Linked DNA regions of Homo sapiens: all the other regions are linked to region 1. A link is a contact called in ENCODE Hi-C or POLR2A ChIA-PET data. All regions are on one chromosome and are shown on one strand. Each heading gives the region's core, a stretch centred on a gene start or an enhancer-like site at or near the end of the contact. The rest is flanking DNA. Distances are from core to core; before and after follow the strand shown.

What was found. Hi-C counts contacts between places; a loop is a spot of excess contacts on that map. ChIA-PET counts read pairs that join two places held with the same protein, here RNA polymerase II (POLR2A). Pooled maps may share reads with other maps.
Region 2: a loop to region 1 is called in a pooled map, with 9 times the contacts of the local background. The contact joins the promoter of CDKL2 here to the promoter of HNRNPDL in region 1. A Hi-C loop is called at or near these places in 3 of 50 pooled maps.
Region 3: a pooled map shows a loop between it and region 1 (21-fold over the local background). The contact joins the promoter of USO1 here to the promoter of HNRNPDL in region 1. A Hi-C loop is called at or near these places in 12 of 50 pooled maps. POLR2A ChIA-PET finds 5 or more read pairs at or near these places in 2 of 52 experiments (CD4-positive, alpha-beta T cell and naive thymus-derived CD4-positive, alpha-beta T cell).
Region 4: a loop to region 1 is called in a map of CD8-positive, alpha-beta T cell, with 9 times the contacts of the local background. The contact joins the promoter of NUP54 here to the promoter of HNRNPDL in region 1. A Hi-C loop is called at or near these places in 2 of 168 maps with a recorded cell type or tissue (CD8-positive, alpha-beta T cell and naive thymus-derived CD4-positive, alpha-beta T cell) and 10 of 50 pooled maps.
Region 5: a loop to region 1 is called in a map of CD8-positive, alpha-beta T cell, with 11 times the contacts of the local background. The contact joins the promoter of PPM1K here to the promoter of HNRNPDL in region 1. A Hi-C loop is called at or near these places in 1 of 168 maps with a recorded cell type or tissue (CD8-positive, alpha-beta T cell), 1 of 37 single-sample maps with no recorded cell type and 10 of 50 pooled maps. POLR2A ChIA-PET finds 5 or more read pairs at or near these places in 2 of 52 experiments (CD4-positive, alpha-beta T cell and activated CD4-positive, alpha-beta T cell).
Region 6: a map of CD8-positive, alpha-beta T cell shows a loop between it and region 1 (11-fold over the local background). The contact joins the promoter of SEPTIN11 here to the promoter of HNRNPDL in region 1. A Hi-C loop is called at or near these places in 1 of 168 maps with a recorded cell type or tissue (CD8-positive, alpha-beta T cell) and 6 of 50 pooled maps. POLR2A ChIA-PET finds 5 or more read pairs at or near these places in 1 of 52 experiments (common myeloid progenitor, CD34-positive).

What each region holds. Positions count from the first base shown.
Region 1 is chr4:82,428,414-82,432,479 of GRCh38, reverse strand. It overlaps HNRNPDL (heterogeneous nuclear ribonucleoprotein D like), which reads left to right and starts at 2,018. Exons shown (of 8, transcript NM_031372.4): 1 at 2,018-3,232; 2 at 4,034-4,066. The coding sequence starts at 2,790. It overlaps ENOPH1 (enolase-phosphatase 1), which reads right to left and starts at 1,890. Exons shown (of 6, transcript NM_021204.5): 1 at 1,567-1,890. The coding sequence starts at 1,650. RefSeq lists enhancers at 1,300-1,399, 1,763-2,558, 2,710-2,799, 3,120-3,179, 2,559-3,354 and silencers at 1,640-1,959, 2,080-2,479, 2,850-3,089, 3,400-3,569.
Region 2 is chr4:75,628,133-75,632,198 of GRCh38, reverse strand. CDKL2 (cyclin dependent kinase like 2) reads left to right here and starts at 1,671. Exons shown (of 14, transcript NM_001330724.2): 1 at 1,671-2,157.
Region 3 is chr4:75,722,668-75,726,733 of GRCh38, reverse strand. USO1 (USO1 vesicle transport factor) reads right to left here and starts at 2,157. Exons shown (of 24, transcript NM_003715.4): 1 at 1,849-2,157. The coding sequence starts at 1,914. It also overlaps a transcript of G3BP2 not described here. RefSeq lists silencers at 1,689-1,866, 2,201-2,370 and enhancers at 1,951-2,030, 1,127-2,046, 2,047-2,967.
Region 4 is chr4:76,146,351-76,150,416 of GRCh38, reverse strand. NUP54 (nucleoporin 54) reads left to right here and starts at 2,020. Exons shown (of 12, transcript NM_017426.4): 1 at 2,020-2,109. The coding sequence starts at 2,043. LOC124900718 (a long non-coding RNA gene) reads right to left here and starts at 1,868. Exons shown (of 2, transcript XR_007058144.1): 1 at 1,815-1,868; 2 at 1-1,210. RefSeq lists an enhancer at 1,911-2,070.
Region 5 is chr4:88,282,393-88,286,458 of GRCh38, reverse strand. PPM1K (protein phosphatase, Mg2+/Mn2+ dependent 1K) reads left to right here and starts at 1,898. Exons shown (of 7, transcript NM_152542.5): 1 at 1,898-2,053. PPM1K-DT (PPM1K divergent transcript) reads right to left here and starts at 1,529. Exons shown (of 5, transcript NR_134238.1): 1 at 1,398-1,529. RefSeq lists a silencer at 1,536-1,755 and enhancers at 1,490-2,013, 1,926-2,015, 2,056-2,115.
Region 6 is chr4:76,947,874-76,951,939 of GRCh38, reverse strand. It overlaps SEPTIN11 (septin 11), which reads right to left and starts at 2,188. Exons shown (of 10, transcript NM_018243.4): 1 at 2,010-2,188. The coding sequence starts at 2,036. It overlaps LOC105377294 (a long non-coding RNA gene), which reads left to right and starts at 2,375. Exons shown (of 3, transcript XR_001741739.2): 1 at 2,375-2,977. RefSeq lists silencers at 1,894-2,203, 2,234-2,413 and an enhancer at 3,324-3,403.

The sequences.
Region 1 (4,066 bases), core at 769-3,268:
CCAGCTACTGGAGAGGCTGCGACAGAAGAATCGCTTGAAGCTGGGAGGCAGAGGTTGCAGTGAGCTGAGCTCACACCACTGCACTCCAGCCTGGGCAACAGAGCGAGACTCCGCCTCAAAACAAAAACAAAAACCGTGGAGAAAATGCTAAACTCGATTTCTTCTGAACCTATGCTAAGATGTCAAGGTACTGTGATTCTTCTAAAAGAATTTTAAAGGTTGTTATGTTTGGTGTCCTAAAAGTGTACATGGATTTTATATTATAACCTACATCAAGAAACTCATTCAGGCCAGGCGCCTTGGCTCATGCCTGTAATCTCAGCACTTTGGGAGGCCAAGAATTCCAGACTAGCCTGGGCAATATGGCGAAACCCCGTCTCTACAAAAAATACAAAAATTAGCCAGGCATGGTGGCTCTCCCTTCAGTCCCAACTACTCGAGAGGCTGGGGCAGGAGGATGCCTTAAGCCCAAGGAGGTAGAGGCTGCAGTGAGCTGTGATTGCACCACTCCACTCCACTCCAGCCTGGGAACAGAGTGAGACTCTCAAAGAAAAAAAAAAAAAAGCCTTATTCACAGATAATTTTTTTTAAAAATGGAAACTAAAATAGAATTTAAAACCCAAGCTGCTCAGTTTCTTGGAAGATGGATTTTTCCTACTTGGTAATATACTTTGTATATCTCGACTATTATTGTGCATGCAAGCACCTCTAAGAAGTACTTGTATCTGCAATGAATTCTTAAACCTCAGGGAGCCAAATAAAAAGACAAGGCCCGAGGAATTCTTTCAAAAATTAAAGTAACATTTCATATTTGCTTATTCTAACAGACAAAGAATAAAGAAGGAATCCGCTAAGTTGCAAGCTGAGGTGCAGACAAGTGCTGGTTCACAGTGACATCCTAGAAGGAATGCTCTGGATAAGAGCTTCAAGCTTCTGTGGTTTTCTGAGGAAAGTGAACGGAATCTAGACGTGTCCTATAGCTCAAAAAATCAGCGCTATGGACCACAGCGCCTAACAGAGTAAAATAATACACTGTGCAGTTTGGCCACTAACAGCAAGAGTGGGAAGGGGCGAAGAGGAACCTTGATTGCCCGACACCAGGGCCACCTGAAAAGTCATCTTGACACTTCAGTCTTTCCATTTTGAGATCGGAAGCTTTAAGGACCATTAAATCGCTGCCGCTGCCACACCAGGCCCGACGGAGCAGAAAGGCTGCGCTCACCTGCGGAAGCGACCGGGTGCACACCTGCCGGGTGGCGAGGCCCGCACCGTCACACCCCGCCCCGGCTTACCTGCCCTTCGGTGATTTTTAGCGTCAACTTCCATCCCTTCCCACCCATCTGGATCCAACCAAGCGCAAGGGCGGGGGAGGGAGAAGCTAGTGTCGCGAGGAAAAGCATCCCCGCAACCCACCGCAGGCTTTCTCTCCTTCCTCCCCATTCCACACAAGAGGCAGCCACACCGCCTCTCCTAACCCTCGTCTCCAATGCAAGGCCTGAAATACTTAGAAAAAATAATAACTGTTTTTAAGGAAAAGTAACATCCCCGCTCCCTTCCGCCCCTCACCTTCACGAAAGCAATCGGGGTTGTGGTACCTTCGATATCTAACAGGATCACGGTGACTTCGGCGGGGACCGAAAGCACGACCATTTCCCTACCGGATGCTACGGGACTCGGCCTGCTGTTGGGGAGGGCGGAGGGCGGCGCCGGCTGCGGCTGCGGCCCCCGGTACCGTCTTGGGCTTCCGGCGGCCCCGCGCGATCTCGGAGCCAGCGACCAAGTGCAGCCCGCCGCGCGTGGGGAGAGGACACTTCTGCACACCTGGAACTGGAAAAGGCGGCCGCCCAGGAGCCCTGAACTCGTGAGCAGGACGGGGCAGGAGCCCGAGACCACGTGGGCAGGAAAAGGGGCGGCCCTTGACGGGTTCGGCGGGGCGGGGAGGGTGAAGGCGCCAGCGCCGATTGGCCGCCGTCAGGCCTCGAACTGGATCCGTCAAAATGGGCCTCGCGTGGGCGGGAACAAAGAAGCGAACGCGGGAGCAGGGTGCGCGAGAGCGCGCCCTCCGCAGACAGGTTGAGCGAGCGGGAGAGGCCCGGGGCACGTGCAGAAAGGAGCCCCGCGAGTGGCGCGCCGGGGATGTGAGTGCCCCTTGCCCTCTACTGAATCCAGCCCCCTCCCCGCCCACCGCCTCCGCCTTTGCATAGATACAGTCATCTGGCCAGCCCCCGCCCCTCCTCCCGGCGTCAGCCCGCCAGAGGCCGCGCGGGGCCCGGGCTTCGGCCGATCAGCCCGGGAGGCCCCGCCGCGCCCCCTTGGCCCGCGCGCCCGTGGTCACAGTGGAAGAGGCGCCCGCGCTGCGCTGCCCGGAGGAGCCGTCGCGCGCCCGCTTCCTGTTCGGCTGGTTCCTGCCAGCTCGAGGACAAAACACGCGTGCGCGCGGCGGGCGAGCGCGCTCGCCGCCTCAGTCGCCAGCGCCGGGCGCAGTCCGCCTTTTTCCGGAGCAGACTGGCCGCGGTGCTAGTCGGTAGCAGCGGCCGCCGCAGCGGCTCCGCACTGGCGAACCGAGGGCAGAAAAAGGCGGGGTTGACGGCTTTTTGGTAGGAGTGGGCTGGACCGGACGCCAGAGACAAAGGCTCCCAAGGCAAGAGGGACTGTGGCCCTGCGTCGGCTCTGCTCGGGACTGCTGACCCCAGGAATTTACGCCCCTTCGTTTTTCTCTTCTGATTCTTCTCTTCTCCCAAGCCCGCGTCCCCTCACGCGTGGCCTCTCTCCTTGCCGGGAGGGCCGCGATGGAGGTCCCGCCCAGGCTTTCCCATGTGCCGCCGCCATTGTTCCCCTCCGCTCCCGCTACTTTAGCCTCCCGCAGCCTCTCCCATTGGCGGCCGCGGCCGCCGCGGCAGCTAGCCCCGCTCCTCCCTTCGCTCGCTCCCAGCTCCGCCCGGCAGGGGGCGCGCCGGGCCCAGCGCCACGTCACCGCCCAGCAGCCCTCCCGATTGGCGGGCGGGGCGGCTATAAAGGGAGGGCGCAGGCGGCGCCCGGATCTCTTCCGCCGCCATTTTAAATCCAGCTCCATACAACGCTCCGCCGCCGCTGCTGCCGCGACCCGGACTGCGCGCCAGCACCCCCCTGCCGACAGCTCCGTCACTATGGAGGATATGAACGAGTACAGCAATATAGAGGAATTCGCAGAGGGATCCAAGATCAACGCGAGCAAGAATCAGCAGGATGACGGGTACCGCACGCTTCTTCCCCCGCTCCCCCTCCCCCAGCGCGCCGCACGCGCCCTTCGTTCCTCGTGAGCCGCGCGCTGCCCCCATTCTTTCTCAGAGTCGATTCCCCGCGTGCCTTCTGGGCCCCACTAGATTGGAGGGAAGAGGAAAGTAAGAGATCGAGGGGGTGACTGGAGAGACCCGGGAAGAGTGGGGGAAGGGCGGAGGGGTTGGAGGAGGAGGGCGGCGGCGTCTGTGTCCCGAGCGCGCAGGCGCCGCGTGGGACCCGGGGGGGAGGGGCCGGCCTCCCAGCGCTGCACGCTGCAGCTGCCGCCGCCTCTTCATTGTGTCTCTGTTACCACTCGGCGCGGTTTTCCTGGGAAGAGTTTTAGAGGACTGAGTTGGGGCACAAGCAGGCGACTGGTACCCAGATTCACAAAACGTGTTATGATTGATGAGTTCTCTGGGTGGAACGTTGGCTTGACAGCTGAGAACGAAGATGGACCTAAGTAAGATAAGATGTGAGGGATTCATCTAGGAAGTTGTGCCTTCTACCTAAAGGAATCTGGGCAGAACCTTTACTGTATTTTATTGGTCTCTTTTGAGCTTTGCTTTATGTAGTGCGGACAGTGAGCTGTCCGCTGGTTTGAGTAACTTCGTTGGGATATTGGGATTTTTGTGTGACATAGATTAAATGTAAACATGAATTAAATTGCCTACACTTAGGGGGTAAATGTCCCTGTTTTTATTTCACGATTTAATTCCAGAACTGAAGGATCATTTGAGTTATTGTTAATTTTTTTTAAAAACACTTTTATTTCTAGTAAAATGTTTATTGGAGGCTTGAGCTGGGATAC
Region 2 (4,066 bases), core at 422-2,921, 6.8 Mb after region 1:
GCGTTCACAACCATGCCCAGCTAATTTTTGTATTGTTAGTAGAGACAGGGTTTCACCATGTTGGCCTGGCTGGTATCAAACTCCTGACCTCAGGTGATCTGCCCGCCTTGGCCTCCCAAAGTGCTAGGATTACAGGCATGAGCCACCGCATCTGGCTGAAATTGTTTCCTAAAGCATCACTTGTTCGCCAAATCCAGTATTTTCAGTCTTTATCCTTTGGTTCCCTGTGAGATATAAATAGATTATTGAAGCTTCTAGGCCTCTTGCATGAAGGGGCCTTAAAATGTTATACGGTTGAATATGATTATAAAGTTGCAAAAGTAAAATAGTTTTGCGCTCTTGTTCTTAAGCTTCAGGCCCAACAAAACTGAATCTACCCCCATATAAAAGAAGTTCATCAGATTCTCTTATAGCCTATAGAGGTACCAAATGGGACAGGGCTTCTCGCAACTTGGACACAGCTAAGGACAGAGCTAATTGCTACACTAAGAGTCACATCTTGAATTGACCAAATAATTCTATTCTTTCCATAACTAGGCCTCAGGTCTGGTTCTCAATATTACAGGTTCAGGAACTAGATTTTAAGCAGTCTGACCAAGGTAATTAACCACTGGGAGATTAATGCAAACTAACCAAACTCACAAAAGACTATAAAAAGAATGTCTATTTCTTAATGTACAAGAAGGAATCAATACCTTAACATTAATGATTAATACCTTAATATTGACTAGGGTATATGGTAGACATTTGTCTATCCAGGACACTCTATTCCCTAAATCAAAGTAGTTTCGAGACCAAAATGATCATGAACATTTAGTTATCATGATTGAAAGTGTTATTTTACTGGCCTTATGGCCTCCTCGCTGCCTCAGATTCTTTGAAAATGGGGTAAGCTCTGTTCCTGTGTGATTTAAGCCTGTGCATGATTCTGACCTACCAGTCTTGCTCAGTCGTGGATTGAGCTGCATTTTTGCATTTAAGGCAAGTTTTATCGCAAGCCCTAACTCCACCCCATTTGGCTGCCATACGCGGGTGTTGTGCGTGTCCTCCAGATCCCCAGCCATCCCAGCGCTTTCCCATTCCACTCATGCCCTCTCTTCCCCTTCCTCCATCTCAGTGTTTTCCCTCACTTTCAATGGCCAGACTGGCCTTCCCAAGGTCCCTCCTAACGTCAGGTCTGTCATCACCTACCTTCTTCCACCTTGCCTCGCCTACTAATCATCACCTCCTAAACTGTCACCGTTATCTCCTACCTGGCTCACACTGGCCCCACCGCCCAGAACAGAAAGGAAGCATGGAATCCCGGTCAGGCCGCGCCTACGCGACTCAGGGCGCCCGGCGCCCGCCCCTGCCCCAGCGGCGATGCTATGAGGGAAACCGTATCGCATTTTGCATAGTCTTCGCAGTCCTACATAACCGCCACCTTTACCCTTCGCGTGGGCATCACAATCGCCTCCTCCCGCTGGGGAAGGCAGAAAGGCGCCTCCTGACGAGAACCAAGGCGTGTGGGGACGCAGGGCCTCTGCGTGTCAGGGAGCAGAACCTGGGCCGAGCCCTAGGTGAAGGGGCGGGGTGGTTGGCCCTGAGCCAATCATGGCTCGTGACGACTCGGCTCGGCCAATCAGAAGAAGGGAGGCCTGGCGCTCTCGGGGCGGGTGAGAAACCGCCCCCCCTTGCAGCTCCGCGGCCAACGCCTTCGCCCAGGGGTAGTTGGAGCGGTGCAGGTTCCCAGGCTCCAGGTACTGGGCGCCTTACGAGCTGGGAGGTGGTGCCTCTCACCCAGCTAATTGCTCTCTAGCCCTTGGCCTTCACAGGTGTTGGTGCCTGCCGTGAACGCATTCTGACCTGGGCCGTATCTGTCTCCCAAGACTTTGTGCCTATGGTTGGGGACAGAGTGAGGTCGTTGCCTTGACGACGACAGCATGCGGCCCGTGGTCCTCCTAAGTGTGAGCTTGCGGCGGACCGAGGCCCACCTGCCTCCCTGCCTGCTTCGCCCTGGACTCGTGACTGCGTCCGCAGAAGAAATCACAACAGCGCTGGAATTGCTAGTTTGCTAGGCAGCATCTTTTGGACCTGCGAACCATATGCATTTCACCTCAAATTTGTTTCCAAGTTGAAAACCTTTGGGTCTTTCTATGCGAACGGATTGAAGAAACGGTAAGTATAGTACGTTTTAAAGCTTCTATTATCTCGTTCTTTGATCTATAAAAGATTTCAATCTTTTTTTTTTTTTTTTTTTTTTTTTTTTTTTTTTTTTTTTGAGACGGAGTTTCACTCTTGTTGCCCAGGCTGGAGTGCAATGGCATGGTCTCGGCTCACCGCAACCTCTGCCTCCTGGGTTCAAGCGATTATCCTGCCTCAGCCTCCCAAGTAGCTGGGATTACAGGCATCACCACCACGCCCGGCTAAGTTTGTATTTTTAGTAGAGACAGGGTTTCTCCATGTTGGTTAGGCTGGTCTCGAACTCGCAACCTCAGGTGATCCGCCCGCCTCGGCCTCCCAAAGTGTTGGGATTACAGGCGTGAGCCACCGCTCCCGGCCCTTTAATCTGTCTTAAACAAAATAAAAAATTAGCATTCTCCAAATATTTTTATCAAAATTGTTGCTTTTAGAACCATCCAGAAATAACACCTTGCCCATTGGCCAGGTTTCTTTTTCGTTTGTATTACCTTTCCGTTCAAGAGTAGAAGGCATGAGAAGTTATAGTTTATGAGTAACTGTTTCAGGAAACAGGAGGCTTTGTAGGCTGTGATACTTTTAAAGTATTTGTGGACAGTGTCACTTGAAAAAGCAGGTGTGTTCAATGTGGTGTGTCCAGATATGCAATTGGTTGGGAGAATAAACTTGAAGCAGTCAACTTGCATTAATGTTAGCTTGGGATATGCTTCAGAACACCTCAGACATGCTTAAAGTCATTTTTTTTGGTTCACTTTGTGCTTTCAAATATTGAGGACATCAATTACAAAATGTTTTAAAATAATCCAGGTTATAGATTCAAGCTATTTTTGTCATTGGTATGATAAACCTAAAGCCTAGTGCTTAATAAAACATACTCTCTTAATGGAAGAGAAAAAAATTAAGAAGGGATAGAATTATATGGAGATTTTTTTTTTCAAATACAAACAGTTTATTAAAAAATAGTTAATGGAAGTGGAATAGAAGGTAAAATGTCAAATGCATGGAAAGTTAGTGTCTGGGACACTGCTCTGTAAAAAGTTTGTAGTAGAATCTACTATGAAAACTGGTAGTAAAATAATAATTTAAGTCGATGTTCATTGGTATTGTTTTCATTTCCCACCCCTCAAGATCAATCTTCTGGTTCTCCACATATAGCTACATTAAAAATATATATATTATAAAATCTCAAACTATTATATGTCAAGTGTGGAAAACGTATTGTATACATTGGATTAGCATAGTTTGCTAGAACAAAGAGAATATTTGTTTTGTCTTTGCATCACTGTTCCAATAGAGAAATAGGAAAAACAGTTCACGATCTGAGTAAATTTTAGATTGCCGTAAGTATACAATTAATACAACAGGCAAGAATTATTTCTTGTTAAAATCTATCTGTATTTGGACTGAAATAATTTTTTATCTATTATTACTGAAATAATAGATAGTTAAAATCTATCTGTATTTGGACTGAAATAATTTTTTTCTGTACGAAAGCATTTTGTCCAATGATTGCTGGACCTTCGTCAATCATTGGTAAAACAAGAAAGATTCTCTTAGGATTGCCTTTATTCAGAAAATGTCATATAATATGAGTAAAAAATTTCAAGGCCGGGCGCGGTGGCTCACGCCTGTAATCCCAGAACTTTCGGAGGCCGAGGCGGGCAGATCACGAGGTCAGGAGATCGATACAATCCTGGCTAACACGGTGAAACCCCGTCTCTACTAAAAATACAAAAAGTTAGCTGGGCGTGGTGGCAGGCGCCTGTAGTCCCAGCTACTCGAGAGGTTGAGGCAGGAGAATGGCGTGGACCCGGGAGGCGGAGTTTGCAGTGAGCCAAGATCGCGCCACTGCACTCCAGCCTGGGCGACAGAGCAAGACTCCGTCTCA
Region 3 (4,066 bases), core at 908-3,407, 6.7 Mb after region 1:
GCTGCCTTGTTGCCAAGTGGGAATGGATGAGTGAAGCCAAATGTGTGCGTGTGTTACAGTGAGAGACAGAAAAGTGATTTTCAAATGAAAGAAACAGATTTACCGGCTTTCATCTTATGCTTTAAACAATTCTAACCAGACCTGCGCAGTTATTTTTTTTTTTTTTGAGATGGAGTCTCTTCATGCTGCCCAGGCTAGTCTCAAACTCCTGGGCTCAAGCGATCCTCCTGGCTTAGCATCCCCTTAGCTGGGATTATAGGCCTGTGTCACTGCGACTAGCTGCAGTTAATTTTAGTAATACTATATAAAGTTCCCAAAAAGTATTGAAATACAGGCATGAGCAATAAAGTGAAGGCTTTGAAGTAAGGTACCTCTTGGTTGAATCCTGGCTCTATTATTAGCAGTGTGACATTGGTCAAGTTACTTCACCCCTTTTTTTTTTTTTTTTTTTTGAGACAGAGTTTCGCTCTTGTTGCCCAGGCTAGAGTGCAATGGCACGATCTCTGCTCACCGTAACCTCCGCCTCCCGAGTTCAAGCGATTCTCCTGCCTCAGCCTTCCGAGTGGCTGGGATTACAGGCATGTGCCACCACGGCCGGCTAATTCTGTATTTTTAGTAGAGACGGGGTTTCTCCATGTTGGTCAGGCTGGTCTCGAACTCCCGACCTCAGGTGATCCGCCGGCCTCAGCCTCCCAAAGTGCTGGGATTAGAGGCGTGAGCCACCGCGTCCGGCCTACTTCACCCCTCTCAGTCTCATTTTTTGACTTTTAAGGTGAGAATACTCTCACCTATCTTGCAGGGTAGTTAACGATTAAAGCATAATGTGGAATATAAAGAGCTCAGCACAGAACCTAGCACAAGGTAAGAGCCTGACAAATGAAAGCTACTATATTATCCCTCAGGATCCCATTAACAAAGTTAGCCATTAAAGTGTTATACTTAGTCTCTTTTATGTAGATCTAAAATTCTTCTCAAATAAAAAGTTTATTTCAAAAAGGCATACACCCTCGATTCCATTAAACACTAACCAAACTTCAAAATAAGTGTATTCTAAACCTAGAATCTAAGCAACTATTAAATAATGTTTTCAGCGGCTAACCATTTTTTTTTTTTTTTAAATAACGCCGCAAATCATGTCATTAGGAGTTCAGGCAGAAAGCGGTGGACGTGTCCCCAAAGCAGTTTGAGCGCTTAAGATCCCTACTACGTTCAAGGTAGCATTTGCCAAATGATATATATTTGGGTGAGCCCGAAAAGCCGGATCTGAACAAATAACACCAGGCAGAACGACCGCTCTTCCAGTTGATGGGACAGGAGCAGGTGGATTTGTCCTTCAAAGAATATCGTTTTATTCTTAGCCAAATGCTCTCACCAACAGCTGGGTTTTAAACCTTCTCGCAGTTTTCCCCAACGCCCCAGTTTCAGACTGCGAGGGAGGGAGCAGGACTTCAGGCTCCTCTCGGCCAGTGCAGACGAGCGAAAGAGAAAGAGGGAGGGGCCCACGGCCCCGAGGGGCGTGGGAGGCAGTTCGGGCCAGCTCGGCCGCGCATCCGTCCCTTCCCGTGCGGTACCACCTGCGGACCACTCTCCTAGCCCGAGCTTCAGGGCCTACAGAGCTGCGGGGCGCGGCCGCCGTCAGTCCGGCCGAACGGCAGCAATGGGGACTGAGCTGGGGGCGTGATTGAATAACTCTGGGATTTCAGGAGCGGAAGGAGGGCAAAGGGGGAGGCGGCATGTGGATGCCCCCTCCATGGTGGGACGCTGGAGGTGACCTTCGGGTCTCCGAGTGCTCCGTCCCCGTCCCTGCCCGGACCCCTTCCCAAGTCCCAGACCCGCTGCTCCTCTCACCGTCTCGGCTTCTGTGTGCTGGGGTCCGGCACTCTGACCCCCCATTACCCCGCGGAGGAAATTCATCTTGCCGTTCAGCCACCAGGTTTACCGGCCCCTCCGGAAAAAAAAGAAGACAACTTCCCCCGCCCTCCGCAGGGCCTGGGCCCCAATCCCGCACTCTACACACTCCTACTGCTGCCACCACCGCCTCCAACTCGGCGGCCACTCCAGCCCTCTAAGCCCGGAAACAGCCGCCAGCAGCGGCCAAGATGCGCATGCGCGGGGACGTGGCATTACGTGGCGGCTCGAAGGTTGAAGGCAAAAGGGGAGCGGAGGCGAGAGGAACCTCTTAGCTAGGTTCCGCCGAAGCCCCACCCACTGCGCAGACCCCGCCTCCCACCGCAGGGGCACGCCTCCTACCCCCACCCTTCGCGGATTGATCCTGCTGGCCGCAGCCACCCACGTGGTGGAAGCCCGGCCCTGCAGGCTGGAGAGGATTTGATTAGACTACGCGTTTCGACTTGCAGGGTGTTTAATCGTCGCCAAGCGGGACTTACTGCAAGCTATCAAATCTGAGGTCTTATTTTGTTGAGTCGAAAGTGAAATTTTCCTTTGGCCAACGTGACAGGTAAGGCTTCCTGGCGCCTGAGAGGGTTCGCTTGGTTTGACGGTTTACTGGTACCAGCATTGTGGCTTTCTGATCCCGGTAAATTGCATTTCTTTACAGGGCTTTGTTTGGTGGTAAAAAGGGTTACTAGACACCCCTCATTCCACTGCCACTGGAGGGCGCATTTCTCAGCTCTTGCTCTTCAAACCTGCTGAAAGGAATTCCTAGATCTAAACACCAGGTACACCTCTATTTTCAAGTGTCGTCAGGAGGAAACCCATCAAACCCTACATTTAGCTTACTAGAGAAATACATTGTTCTGCTGTGTCAGTTTGGCGAGTAACATAATGTTTCGTTATTAACTCTCAACCCCTGTGTTTTCAGTTTTTTTTTTTTTAACATGAAAAATTGTCATTTTCTCTAATTGGTATGCCTGTTCCTTTGGCAGTGAGGTTGTCAGTACACATGCTTCTGGAATAGTCTTGTAAATTTCTTGAGGCTAAAAAGCACAGGTCTAGTTAGCTAACTGACTCATGCACCTCTCCCCTTGGATTCCCCACAGGTCTCAGATTCAGCATTTAAAATTGAACTCGTCATCTTTCCCTGCCTCCCTTAAAGAAAAAAAGTCAATATGCTGCTTCTACTGTGTGCGTGCCGTGCTCAGTAGTACCACTGTCCAAATAATTGCCTAAGCTAGACAGAGGAAGCTGGGAAGAATCTTAGACTCTGGCTTTCCACCCACACATGTCCAATCAATAGTCATGTCCTATCATTTCTATTTATAGAATATTTCTCAAATAGGTGTTCTGCTCTCCATCCTCTGTGCCTGTGACATAGATTATGTTCTTCTCATCATTTCTCATTGAGATGACAGCAACAGCCTCCTAATTAGTTTGTCTGCATTCAGCCCTGGCTTCCTTCCAGTCCAATCTCCAGTCCATCCTTGGGTGAGACTAACAACAACAAAACATCTGTTCATGTCATTCCTCTTAAAATCCTCCAGTTGTTCCCCATTCTGTCCAGAATAAAGTGCAAACTCCTTAGTTTGTCATACAGGCCTGTTATGATTTAGCTCCTGCCTACTTTTTCAGCTCCTGCCTCCCCCACATACTCTGGGCATTTTTCTCAGACCTGGATATGCCCTTCCCTTCCTTTCTCTTCATCAAGCAAACTCCTGCTAATTCCTTAAGGCTCAACTCTGACATCATTCTTGAAAGCTTTCCCTAAAATGTAGGTACACATCTATATGTTAGCACTTTGCAGTTATTGATACTGTATATGGTGTACATTGAATAAATGCTTGCTAAACCAAACTGTTAAGGGCAGGACTATGTTATTCATTTTATATCTCTGTTGCTTACCACTGTCTCATAAAAGGTGATATTGATGGATAAATGAATAAATTATTGAAAGAATATATGAATATTATACTAAGAGGAGGTTCCCTTTTTTTAATCTGTAAAGTGAAATTGTAGGGAAGACATCATAAGCTATGTGTTTCCTAGTGCCAACATTTTAAGCCTGGGCAACTTGGAGAATGGTGGGGTCATACTGCCAAAAATACTGTGCGCTAAGCATTGTCCTCTGCTTTAAAGCTATACACTTGACATTTTACCGTAGACATTTTCC
Region 4 (4,066 bases), core at 771-3,270, 6.3 Mb after region 1:
ATTCCATAAATTAATCATTGGTTTTCCTTTCTGCTAGACTGGGAGGGCTGTTTGTTTTTTTAAGGTAAGCTGAGTACTTAGCCATTAGACAATGTGCTAAATCAGGGGTGTCCAATCTTTTGGCTTCCCTGGGCCACGCTGGAAGAAGAAGAATGGTTGTTTGTTTTTTTAAGGTAAGCTAAGTACTTAAGCGTTAGGCTATGTGCTAAATCAGGGGTGTCCAATCTTTTGGCTTCCTTGGGCCACACTGGAAGAAGAAGAATTGTCTTGGGCCACACATAAAATACACTAACAATAGCTGATGAGCTTTAAAAAAAATCGCAAAAAACCTCACAATGTTTCAATAAAGTTTACGAATTTGTGTTGGGCTGCATTCAAAGCCATCCTAAGCCATGAGCCACATGTGGCCTGTGGGCCGCAGCTGGACAAACTGCTGGTAAATCAAAGCTCCTTAACATGCTAAGGAAGGTCTTTCAAGATCTGGTTTCCACCTATCTGTCATTCATTCATTATTTATTTCCCCCTGTTATATGCCAGGCACTTGTGATGGGCATGGAACAAGAGGGACATGGTTCTTGCACTTATGGAATATATACTATTGTAAGGAAAAATTAGATTGATAAATTATCTGTGACAAACAGTGAAAGAAGGCAGGGCAGTGGGTATGAGAGCATACTCAGTTTGTAGGAGTCAGACACGGGTCCACCATTCACCAACTTGCCCAAGCCAGAAAGCAGGAGGTTGTCCTTGAATCCTTACTTCCCACGTCCAAATACTACGAGTCTCATATATGCTATTTCTTAAGTATCTCTCAAATTTATTCTCCTAATTCCACTGCCAGATGTAATCCAAGTCATTATCATCTCCTACCTGTGCAACTACAACAGACTCCTAAAAGCTCTATCTTCCTCAGGCATTCTGGCTCCTTCCAATCCATTCTCCTTATGGCAGCCAGAGGGATCTTCTAAAAACAAAATTCTAGTCATACTAGTCCTCTGCCTAAAACCCCTTAAAGGTTTCCCATTACCCTCAAGAAATAGTCTGAAATCCTTACCATAATTTACAAGGCAATATAATATAATGGTAATTTTTACAAATTGGGACTCTGGAGTGGAGAAACATGAGTCCAAAACCAGACTCCAGAACCTACCTGCAAGGTGACTTTGGGCAAGCTGCTTAACAACTCCAAACCTCAATTCTCTCATCTCACCTGCAAAATACAGTTACAGAATCTTCTCTATTTATTTATTCTGAGGATTAAATTATATTACAAGTACAACAGAGGGGGCCCACTCTTCCCCTCTTTTTCAGTGCTCCCCTTAGAGCTGTGGTTAGGAGTATTTACTCTGTAAACAGCCTGACCCTTTGGTACCTGTTTCCTCTTTTATAAATTGGAGATAGCAGCAACCCACCTCATAAGATAGCTGATTAAATTATGTAAAATGTCTAGAAGAGTGCCTGGCACATAGTAAACGCAACGTGTTTGCTACAATTCCATTCGCTTTCATTTCTTCCAACGTGCATCCTCTTTACTGCTTCTGCTCCGTCTACTCATCCTTCAGCACTGGGTTCAAATACCACCTCCTCGTGGGTGTTGGGGGGGTTCTCAACCCCAGCCCTGCTGCCCGACCTCCCAGGCCCGCTAGTTGATGAGGCAGCAACTTCAACCCTACCACATACAAATTCTAGCTGTCTACCGCGTATCCCTACAGTAACAACTTCAGCCTCTGCACACCTTTCCCAAAGAACCTCCCTACGGCAGTTTTTAAAGGACTCTCAGGCGGCACACCCTCGCGAGCGTCCCAGCATTTTACCTTAACAGTGACACCCCACAGCATGTGAAGCCCACCGGAAGTGAGCTGGCTGGGGGCGTTCCCTCACAACCACCCACCTCCTACGCCCTTGGCGCCTTCCGGCCTCTTAGGCTAGGTCAGAAAGGAGGCGGAACTCGGTGATCTGACTGGCGGTTTCCCGGCCGGACTGAGAAGGGGAGCGCGCTGCGCGTCGCAGGAGTAACCTACTTGGTCTCCTGCTTTCGCGACATGGCCTTCAATTTTGGGGCTCCCTCGGGCACCTCCGGTACCGCTGCAGCCACCGCGGCCCCCGCGGGTGAGTGATCCCCCTAGACCTTCACCCGGGAAGAAGGGGAAGGGTCTGGTCCGCCCCCTCTGTCCGAGACTCTCCGACCTGGGGATCCTGGAATCTCCCGCCGACGCGGAGACTTTAGAGGCATTGGAAAAGGGCGGGCGGCGGCAGAGTGGGCCGAGGCGGCACCCGAGGAGGCCACGGGGGTACTCGGGGTCCCACTAGAAGCTCGCTTGCCGCGCGTGAGTTTCCACAGGGCCCTGGCTTGAGCGGTTCGCTTCCCGCTGCCGGGGAGTCCTACTCAGAGAAATTGGAGGTTGCTTCCCTCTCCCCTTGCCCGAGAACCTCCCTCCCCTCTGCACCTCAGCCTCCTGGATGGGCGGGAACGCTTGCGTGGTTCCCGCTGCCGGACTCGGCGAGGATAGGGCTGGGGATCCACCGGCACTGCCCATTGACTCCCTTAGTTCCACCCCCGGCCCCCTGTGGTCCTCGCTGTGGGGTTTATCCGTCATGCTTCTTCCATCTGCCCCACCCCACCCCCACTCTGCTTTCTTAAACTGTTTGGAGCAAAACCAGGTTTGTTCACTTCTGTGAAACCTCCTGCTGATTCTTCTAATCCTTATCTTGCTTTCTTTTCTTTTTCCCTCTCCCCCTTTTTAAAATTTTGTTTCTTTGCCTACACGCCTATCAGGATTTGGTGGGCTTGAGACTGCCAACTCCACCGCCAGTGGGTTTAATTTTGGGGGTTTCGGATTAACTGCTAATCCTGCAGTGAACTTTAATATTGGGAATTTCGGTGTTTCTACTACCTCGGCGACTCCGTTCAATTTTGGTAACAGTCTGGCAAGTGCAGGTAGATACTGCGGGTTGTATGTGTAACCAGTGTTGGGAGCTGGAGTCCAAGAATATTGTGGTTCCTGGAGTTTGGGAAAGAACAGTTACTTGTCTAATAGGGAAAGGAAATTTATTTCCTTATCTCGAATCAAAAACATCTGTATCAAGTTTTTACTGCCTTAAAAGATGTGGTTTAGGAAAGTTTTGCAAGTTACAGTGTTCCTTTATTAAATGTGCACTTATCTTCCAAATGATAAGCATTTGGATTATAATTTTGAATAGATCTTTAAAATTATTAGGTAGGACTTCCAAAGTATAAACTCACCACCAGTCAAGCCCATCCTGGGATTCTTGGACTCCTGCAGTCATTTTTCATTTTTTCTGCATCTTTCATTGAGATTTCATTTTATTGTCCTTGTGTTTCCAAAGAGAAACAAGTCTTATACGAACAGCAGTAACCTGTTTTGTTTTTTAACTTGTGTTATAATGATAATAATGTATTTCTTTGGTCAACTCAGCAGATTAGGATACTATAAGATGTGTAATTTCTATAAGATTTGTAATTATAGAAAGAATCCCCAGTTCTTTGCTGGAATTTTGGGAAATGCTCAAAGAGAGCAGTTTAGTTTTATGTGATATAGCATCGAATTCTAAAAGGTAAGCTAGACGTCTTTGCATTCAAAAAGATAATTATGAAGATTTTCATATGCACGTGGGTTGTTTGCAGCTCATTAGAAATTTTGCAAAACAATAATGATATATACATTTAAAATAGGTTTATGGGTACTTTACATAGTGACACTGTAGAAAAAAACTTGTTCTTCAGCTGCTCGTATATGAATTTATCGTCCATAGTCTCTTACGTTATGCCTCTTGTGCCCATGCCAATTATATGCATTTGATAAACATTATTTACTCCCTAAAAGTTAATTGGGAAGTTTGTTATTTTGTTCATTCACTGGTTACTGCAATGTGATTATCACCCTAGCATCTGAGTTGAAAACAGTTCGAAGAATATTTGAAAACTTCAAAGACAAGATGATGCATTTTAATTAAGATGTATTCGAAGTAATCACATATCACTGTCCTTTGATGTGTTTACTTTTCCTTGTTTGCTTAAAATTGGCACTGGGTAAAACAGAAATCT
Region 5 (4,066 bases), core at 649-3,148, 5.9 Mb before region 1:
CCAGGTATTAATAATGTTTTGTTCCTTGATCTGGGTGCTGGATACAAAGGTGTCTGCAGACTGTGAAAATTCATTGAGCTGTCTACACTTAGGATATGTGCACTTTTTAAGACACATGTTTCAATAAAATTATTATTTTTTTAAATTCCACGCCAGGTACAGTGGCTCATGCCTGTAATCCCAGCACTTTGGGAGGCTGAGGTGGGTGGATTGCTTGAGTTCAGGAGTTCAAGACCAGCCTGGGCAACATGGGGAAGCCCCATCTCTACAAAAAATATAAACATTAGCTGTGTATGGTTGAGCGTGCCTGTAGTCACAGCTACTTGGGAGGCTGAAGTGGGAGGATCACTTGAGCCTGGGAAGCAGAGGTTTCAGTGAGCTCAGATAGCGCCACTGCACTCCAGCCTGGGCAGGAGTAAAACCCTGTCTCAAAAAAAAAAAAAAAAAAAAAAAAAAAAGAAAGAAAGACAAAAGAAAAAAAAATCCAGGAAGTCTATGAAAAGACATCAACTCAACATAATATTACTCAAGGTTATTACTATAATTTGTGAGCCGTCAATATGAGAGTCACTCTCTAACCTGGTTATTAAATGCACTGGATTCAAAACAGTTGTCCCTGGCCTAGAATAACTAAAATGCCAAATCAAGTTAATTATTTATCTTTAAAATCTCTAATCTCTCTGCTCTTCTCTCCCTTCAGTGATATTGTCATAGTTTAATCAAAGTCATCTTCCACCTTAAATTTCATCTGTCATCATCTCCTAATCAGTTTCCCAATAGCTTATTTTAACTGTTCTTTGCACACTAACCAAAGTGATGTAAAGTCTAAACCCAGACCCTTTCACTTCTTTTTTTCGAATGCCTCAATAGAAGCCCATTAAATTTAAAATGTAATGCCAACTCCAAGCCCCTGTCTGCCTCATCTCTCTCACATCATGCTGTTCTTTCCCTCCCTCAATATGCTGGAGACACTTTGGCTTTCTTTCTGTTCTTCCAAAACGCCGGGCTGTCTCACCGAGAGACCTTTGTCTGCTGTCCCCTCTGCCCAAAACAATTCATCATTTTATTGGTTCCATGGCTGAATGACTGATGGTTTAAATGCCATCTTATAAAGTTCTCATATAACAATCTTATCTGAAGTTATCCTCCAGTGTCCACACCATGCCTATTTCTTTCCTTGACATGATTAATTACTATTCTATGTGCTTGCTTACTTGTTGGTTTTCTCCCTCTTCTTTGTTAGACTGAAAATTCTATGAGGGCAGCTATCGTGTCTAGCTGTGTTAGGGGCGTATCCCCAGTGCCTAGCAAATGTATAGCATACAAGACGTCCTTCAATAAACACAGAAATACTTGTTTAATGAATTAATAGACATTCCCTAAAGATCACAAGATACCTGTTCAGCCACGAAGAAGACTGCACTGTGCACTGCTGTTCAAAGACATGGCAGTGAAATCAGATGCCTTTCAAACTCTAAGCCTAAGCAGTATTGGCATTCCGTTCTCGGTTTCCTGGCTGTCACAACTACAGTCCCTTAGCCCGAAGCGAAACCCCCTCCGCGCTCCGCCCGCTGGCTAGGTACCAAGTCTCGCGGCCCCACCCACCGCGCAAGCGCGCCCCCTCTTTGGCTGGGGAGCTAACCTCGGGAGGGCGGGGCGCCGCCGCGAGCCACCACTGGCACAGGGTGACGTCGCTCCGCCGCGCAGCTGGAAGCCTGCGAAGTCAAATAGCAGCCGCGGGGAGGCTCGTTCCCATCGGCATCTGTGACTGGCTGCGATCGAGGGCCCGGGCGGCCGGCCAGCCGTCTCGCCGAGTGCGGACTGGCCGGATCTGCTGTCAGTCAGCGGGAACAGACTTCTCCCTCTCCATCTGGTCAACTGCGGGAGAAAAATTTTCGAGAATTTCCAGCAGGCAAGGCAGTGGCCGCTTTGACTGCTTGCTTCGGAGATCCGAGACGACGGAGAAGGCACTCTTATTTACCGACCAAGAAAGCTCCTCCCCCGTCCTCCGTTAGCTAATTAAAACATTTTTCAGGGACGTAGCCATCCAGAGGTAAGAGCCTAGAGAGTGCAATTCATTTATTTCTGCTAACCATGTATGCTGTTCTTTATTGGCGGTCGCGGAATGGAGAGTAAACGGAGAAGGGTTTCCCGGGAGGTCGAAGGGGAGACGTCGGTTTCCGTTCCCCCGCCCCCCGAGTCGGCGCTTGGCCGGCGGCCTCTCGGAGTTCTCAGAGCGTCGCTTTCTTCCCTTTGGAGGTCGTGAGCAGCTCGTCGGGGTGAGGCGGGGCCCAGCTGGGCTGCCTGCGCCCCGGGCGGCGGGTTTCCAGCCCAGACTGCGCTCGGCCTTGAATGTGGCCGCAGGCTGGAGGGCCAGCGCGGCGCGAGGCGGGCAGGGTGGGTGGGCTGGGACTGGAGACCCTTGCCCGAGGCCCCGGAAGCGAGGATGCTGCGGGGTGGGTGCCGCGTTGCCTCCCGGGCGAGGGAAACGTGGCGACAACGGGCTCGGTACGCCCAGAGGGAGGTTGGGAGGCGGAGACCTGGCGGCAGAAGGTGCCGAGGGAGCCCAGCTATTTGCGAGGCTTCGCAGGCAGGCGGGCGTGTGTTCTTCCCACCGTGTGTCACCCTGACCACCCGCCTGTCAGGGCCAGCGAGCCGAGGCCAGGATCCTGAGCTGTACCCAGGTGAGCTTTTCAGGAGGTCCGGCATCGTGAAGGATGCACAGCCCCGGCTGGTTTTGATCCGAAGACTTGGGTTTTACTTTGCGCAGGGAGCGCTGTAGTACTCAAGGCGTTGTAGCTGGTGATGTCTTTTTCAGCAGCCGCTTTCTGTAGATGAGGGAATTCACCGGATGTGACAAAGAGGCTCCAGGTGGAAATAGCCAGGGAATTTGCAGTCTCAAAAGCTCCACGGGCTTTTCTGAGCCTCCCACTGCTAACGTGCAGCAAGGCCTCATCGGTTCTTTCCGTCAGGGCGGAGGAATGAGGCTGTCCTTCGGTTTCAGAATGAGCGACTAAAGTGACAGATTACAATGACGATGAAAAAGAGCAATGAGACCGGTAGCAATGGCTCACGCCTGTGATCACAGCACTTTGGAAGGCCAAAGCGGGCTTGAGCCCAGGAGTTCGAGACCAGCCTGGGCAACACATCGAAACCTCGGCTCTACAAAACATACAAAAATTACCCGGGCGTGGTGGCATGTGCCTGTGGTCCCAGCCCCGGAGGCTGAGGTGGGAGGATCTCTTGATCCTGAGTGGTCGAGGCTGCAGTGAGCCGAGATCGCACCACTGCACTCCAGCCTGGGCGACAGAGCAAGACCCTGTCTCAGAAAGAAAAAGAAAAACAGCCATGGTTTGTGGTGTTCTGGTTAGGCAGCTGTGGCAGGAAGAAGAGCAGCACGTGCGTGTGTGTGTGTCTGATAAAATACCTTAGTTACAATATTTGAGTAGTGAGTTCTCGCTAATAATTTTTTCTTGCAACCTTAGTCATTACTACTGATCACCCAGGCAAATTCCTTGACTGCAATCCTTAGAGACGAGGAAAGAAGAGAGGAGAGTGGCTGGTGACATAATAGACTGTGAAGGAAAGTTCTTAAAGGCATTATAAAGTTACAGGTTTGGGATATAGTCTGTGGCTTGTATGCATATTTACTAACGTGTCTTAAAAGATATCTATGGGAATAGAATACTGAGTACTTTTCACTGCTCACATTTCACACTTTTCTCCAGTCACACATCTGAACATAGACATATTCACATTAAACCTAAGGGGAGTCCTTTGGAGTTTTTATTGTTGTTTTCTTTTTTCCCCTCAGGTAAAGCAGTAAATTTTCTTTCCCTTCCTCCTAGCAGGGTATTGAGAAAGAAGGTATTGGGGTCCCAATTAGCTGAAATACATTCTGGAAATTTCCATACTATTTGAATTTACTGGGATGCCTTAATTGATTTTCTAAAAAGGTCGATAGGTAAATATTTGGTTTAAGAATATTTAAAAGGGCTGTGTTCTCATTGTGGAAGTTGTAGATACCTAAATGCCACTTCATAATGGGCAGATAGGAATGCTTTCT
Region 6 (4,066 bases), core at 939-3,438, 5.5 Mb after region 1:
AAAGAAGTCACTTCCTCTGTGCACGTATACTTAAAAAAAATCTCCTCTATTATCTGAAGAGGGAGGTCTAACATAAGAATTCTGTGGGATTAAGCTCACATATGGTTGGCCGACTTGGTGTTGGATGTGATTACGGCCACACAACTAAACCTTAAATCCACATACTGTTCCTATTTAACTGACATATATGAACTAATTTATAGAAAATGTGCAGCTAATTATTTCTTCCACCTCCTCCATCCCTCAAGAATGCACCAGCAATAATACGTGTTACTGAAAAAGCCAAACACCCCCACTGAATATTTGCAATCCTAAACGTTTGCCAATTTATCTAAAGCAGATATTGTTATTTTAGTTCTCTGAATCTATGCCTGCTAATAAGTATAATGGGGGGCAGGGGGAGGAGTAATTTAACCAGATAAATTTCACCTCTATAGACCTCAATTTTCTCACCAAAAATAAAACGACTAGCCCAGAGACTATGCAAATTCCCTCAGTAACAATAACCTACATGTGACCACTAATTATCAAGAGCACAATTTATGTGCAAAAGAAGACCAGAATTCTTAAAAGAGCCATGTCATTAAATCGTAGAGTTGAAAAGGCCTAAAAGACAGTCATGATTCGATATGACCGCTGTGTTTTCTGACTGCAGAAAACGTCTTTGAAAGCACCGCGGGCAGCCGAACCACCAAATCGAATTAGAATCCGCAAAGGGACCCATGAACTTCTCCCGAGGGGGTAGGGTGCAAAAGGCGCGCGTATCTGGGGAGGAGTTAGGCGGGGAGAGGGGGAAGAGCCGGGAGCCTGAGAGCACAGCCTTGCATTTCTGGGATTTCCGAGCTTCCAGTATCTCAGTAAGTCTTTCGTCTGTAACTACAAAATCTCCCGAGCCACCACCTGCAGCTGCACAGCTGTGGGAAAGGGAAGAAGAAAAAGGGAAGAGGAGGTGATAGACAGGGAAAGACATCGCCCGAGGCGCCCCCAAAGCCAGTAAGGCGAGTGGACTGTGAACATCGACGATGAAAAGGGGAAAGGGAAAACAGGAGGACTCCGCCTTTCCCACCCAGCTCCGCTCCTTTCAAAAAAAAGGAAAGGCCGCCGCCGCCCCTTCCTCCGCCTTTCACTTGGGGATGCGGAGCGGCCACTGAACCGCACCCTCGGAGTCCCGCTCCCCTCCGGCCCGGCCCCGGGGCGCGGACCGAGTCTTGCAACCCAGTAGGCGCGGCGCCTTGGCCCACACACTCGGGGCAAAGGTATCTCCTCCCTCCTACTCTCCTCCCTCCCGCCGTGGGGCACTCGATTCTTCACGCACCCGCCCGCCCTTCCTCTTCCTCGCGTCCCAGCCTCCTCAGCCCGCCGCCCCCGGCCTTTCAGCCGCAGAACATTTCAGTCCTTCCACCCACACCACAAGGGAGCCTCCAGAAAACTTTGTGTGTGTTATCTGGGGCTTTGTCCACATCCTGGGCAGGGCCCGCTCAGCCGGGTGGATGCCCGAGGGTGTCCGGGATCTCACAATGCGCTGGGGAGGCCACCACGGAAATCCCACCCCTCTGACCTGCTTCTACAGCAGTGCCACACGCAGCACTTCAGCTCGCAATTCCCATGCCCTGAGCGCCCCCTCGGCGCGGGGGAGACTGGAGGAAAGCCCCGAACCCGGCGCCCTTCTGGCTGTCACGAGGGAAGAGGTGCGCGGGCAGAGGGAGGCGGCTGAGACACGCCGCGCCTCAAAGAATTATTTTAAAGGGAACAGGAGAGGGGTCCTTTTTCTTTCGCATTCCCAGAAGAGGGGCGCGACGAGGCGATCCACTGTTGCATCACGTAACTGAGCCCCTGGGCTCCTAACCCCGACCCCAGACGCGCGCCCAAATTCGTGCACACACCCACAGCCGTCGCCGCCGCCGCGGGGCCGAGCACCCGCCCGGCTCCCCTGTGGTCCTCACCGCACCCGCCCCAGAGCAGAGACCACCCGGCGCCCGAGGAGCAGCAGGCGAGGCCCCAGCACTCACAGACGGTCTCCCCACGGCCACGGCCATCGCAGCTGCGGCACCGGCTCCGGCTGCGCCCGGGTGCTTTACGCCGACTCCGGCTGCTGCTAGTGCTCGGGCTCCGGCTCGCCTCCCTCGCGCCTCCCTCGCGGCTGCGCTCTGCTCGCCGGCGTCCCGCTGGCAGCCAGCGGCATCTGCTCCCCCCACGCCGCCGCCCCTCCCGCTTTATTAGAGCAACATGGCCACCCGCCTGGAAGGGACCATTCGCTTCCCCAGGAAGGGGTGTGAGCCTGCGCGCCCGGCCGCGGTGGTGGGCGGGAGGATGGTGGGCGGGCTCCGAGCCCAGCTCCACTGGCCCCGGCCGCGGGGCTCGCCCCTCCGTCCCCAAACGACCGTCTCCGCTGCCATGAGATGCCGACAGCCTGTGCGCTGGCCGCCACCCCCTGCTCCATCAGGTGCTGGAATCTGAGTAAAAGCCTGGGCGCGAGCTCCCAGCCCCGGGGCCTGCCACCGGCTCCACGAAGCGGGCAGCTCCAGCGGCCGCCGGGAGAAGGAAGGGCGACCGGGGGAGACGGGTCGCAGGGACAGCACGTGGCGGAAAGTTAGCCCCGGACTAGCACGCCCCACCCGGAGAAGCCGGCCTGGAAGGGGCTGCGGACCACCAGGCGGAGCGGTGGGCGACCGAAGTGCGGCTGGGCTGGCCTCCTCGTCTCCGCACTGGAAGAATTGCCCTTCCGCAAGTCTTCCCTTCCCACATGGGGGCCCTCCAGGCCGCACCTCGGTCGCCCACCGCTTCCCTTGAGAAGGGAGACTAAAGACAGGCATCTGGAAGCTGTCACTGTGGCGCGCGGGCAGACAGGGGATCCCATTGGAGAGGAAGAGCCGTAGTAGTCGCTGCTGCCTTCGGCCGACCCAACGGCCGCCTGCTTGGGAGGAAGAAAAAGAACGCCCCCGCTGAAGAATTAAGGCAGCCATTGGTTGCTCTAGGGGTAAGGACCGAGGCCTCCCCTGGGTGTCACTGGAGCAGCCACACGTGGGGGATCAGCCGACTTCATTCGATCGCTGGCGACAGACCCGGCGACCCGTAGGAATGCGCGCTGGGGCTGCGGCTGGAGGGCGTGGCGACGGCAACAGGCGGGTGGCTCGAGTGGGTGCGACTCTGGGCGCGTGGGACTGAGAACTCCTCCGCCGTGGGGAAGATTTTTTTCCCAGCAGATGTTGGGGTGTTACTGCGTGTCTGAGGGGCCGGCGGAATGGAGGGGTCCCGGTGCGTGCAGGGCAGCGAGGTGTGTCAGATGAGCTGTGGATCCCTGCGGCCCCACGTGGGCCGGAGAGGGGGGCCCACGACAACAAGCGATTGAGGACAGCGATGGACAGGGCGGGGAACCAGCTGGGTGGAAGCACAGGGAGTGTGGTGAGGAGGGAAGGGCTGTGATCTGCCCTCGGTACGACGCCCCAAGGGACAGCCTGGCCTCCTGAATTAGGGAAAAGACAACCGGTCTCTTTAGACGGGCGCCTCAGAGTCTGACCTGAGTCTTCAAACGCCCAGATCCCCTGGGGCCTTGAGTCTCCCTGTCCCGCTGGCCCTGCCTCGCCTGCGCTTCAGGACTCCGACGCCCCCGCAGCCTTGGGCTAAGGGTCAGTCGTCCCCGGGCGCGGGTCCGGCTGCCCTGGAACTGATGCTGGATTTCGCTGGTAGGTGGGCTAGGGGCTTGGTCACCCCGTCTGAATTCCACTGTCAGGACAGCTGTGGAACCGCCAGAGAAAAGTCTGGCCATGAAAGAAAGGTGAGGGGCGCCGACGCAGAGCTTATTTATTCAGTCTGTGGGCGGACTCAGACGTGCAGAGCACCAACCTCTTCAATTTCTGCCCTCTAGACTCCAAATCTTTTGAAATTAGGGACCACCATTTTATGCCAAACATACAGTAGGCGCTCAATAAGTGTTGAATTAAGATTACACATAAATGGGCCGGGCGCGGTGGCTCACGCCTGTAATCCCAGCACCTTGGGAGGCTGAGGTGGGCCAACATGGTGAAACCTTGGCTCTAAAAAAATGCAAAAATTAGCCAGGCATGGT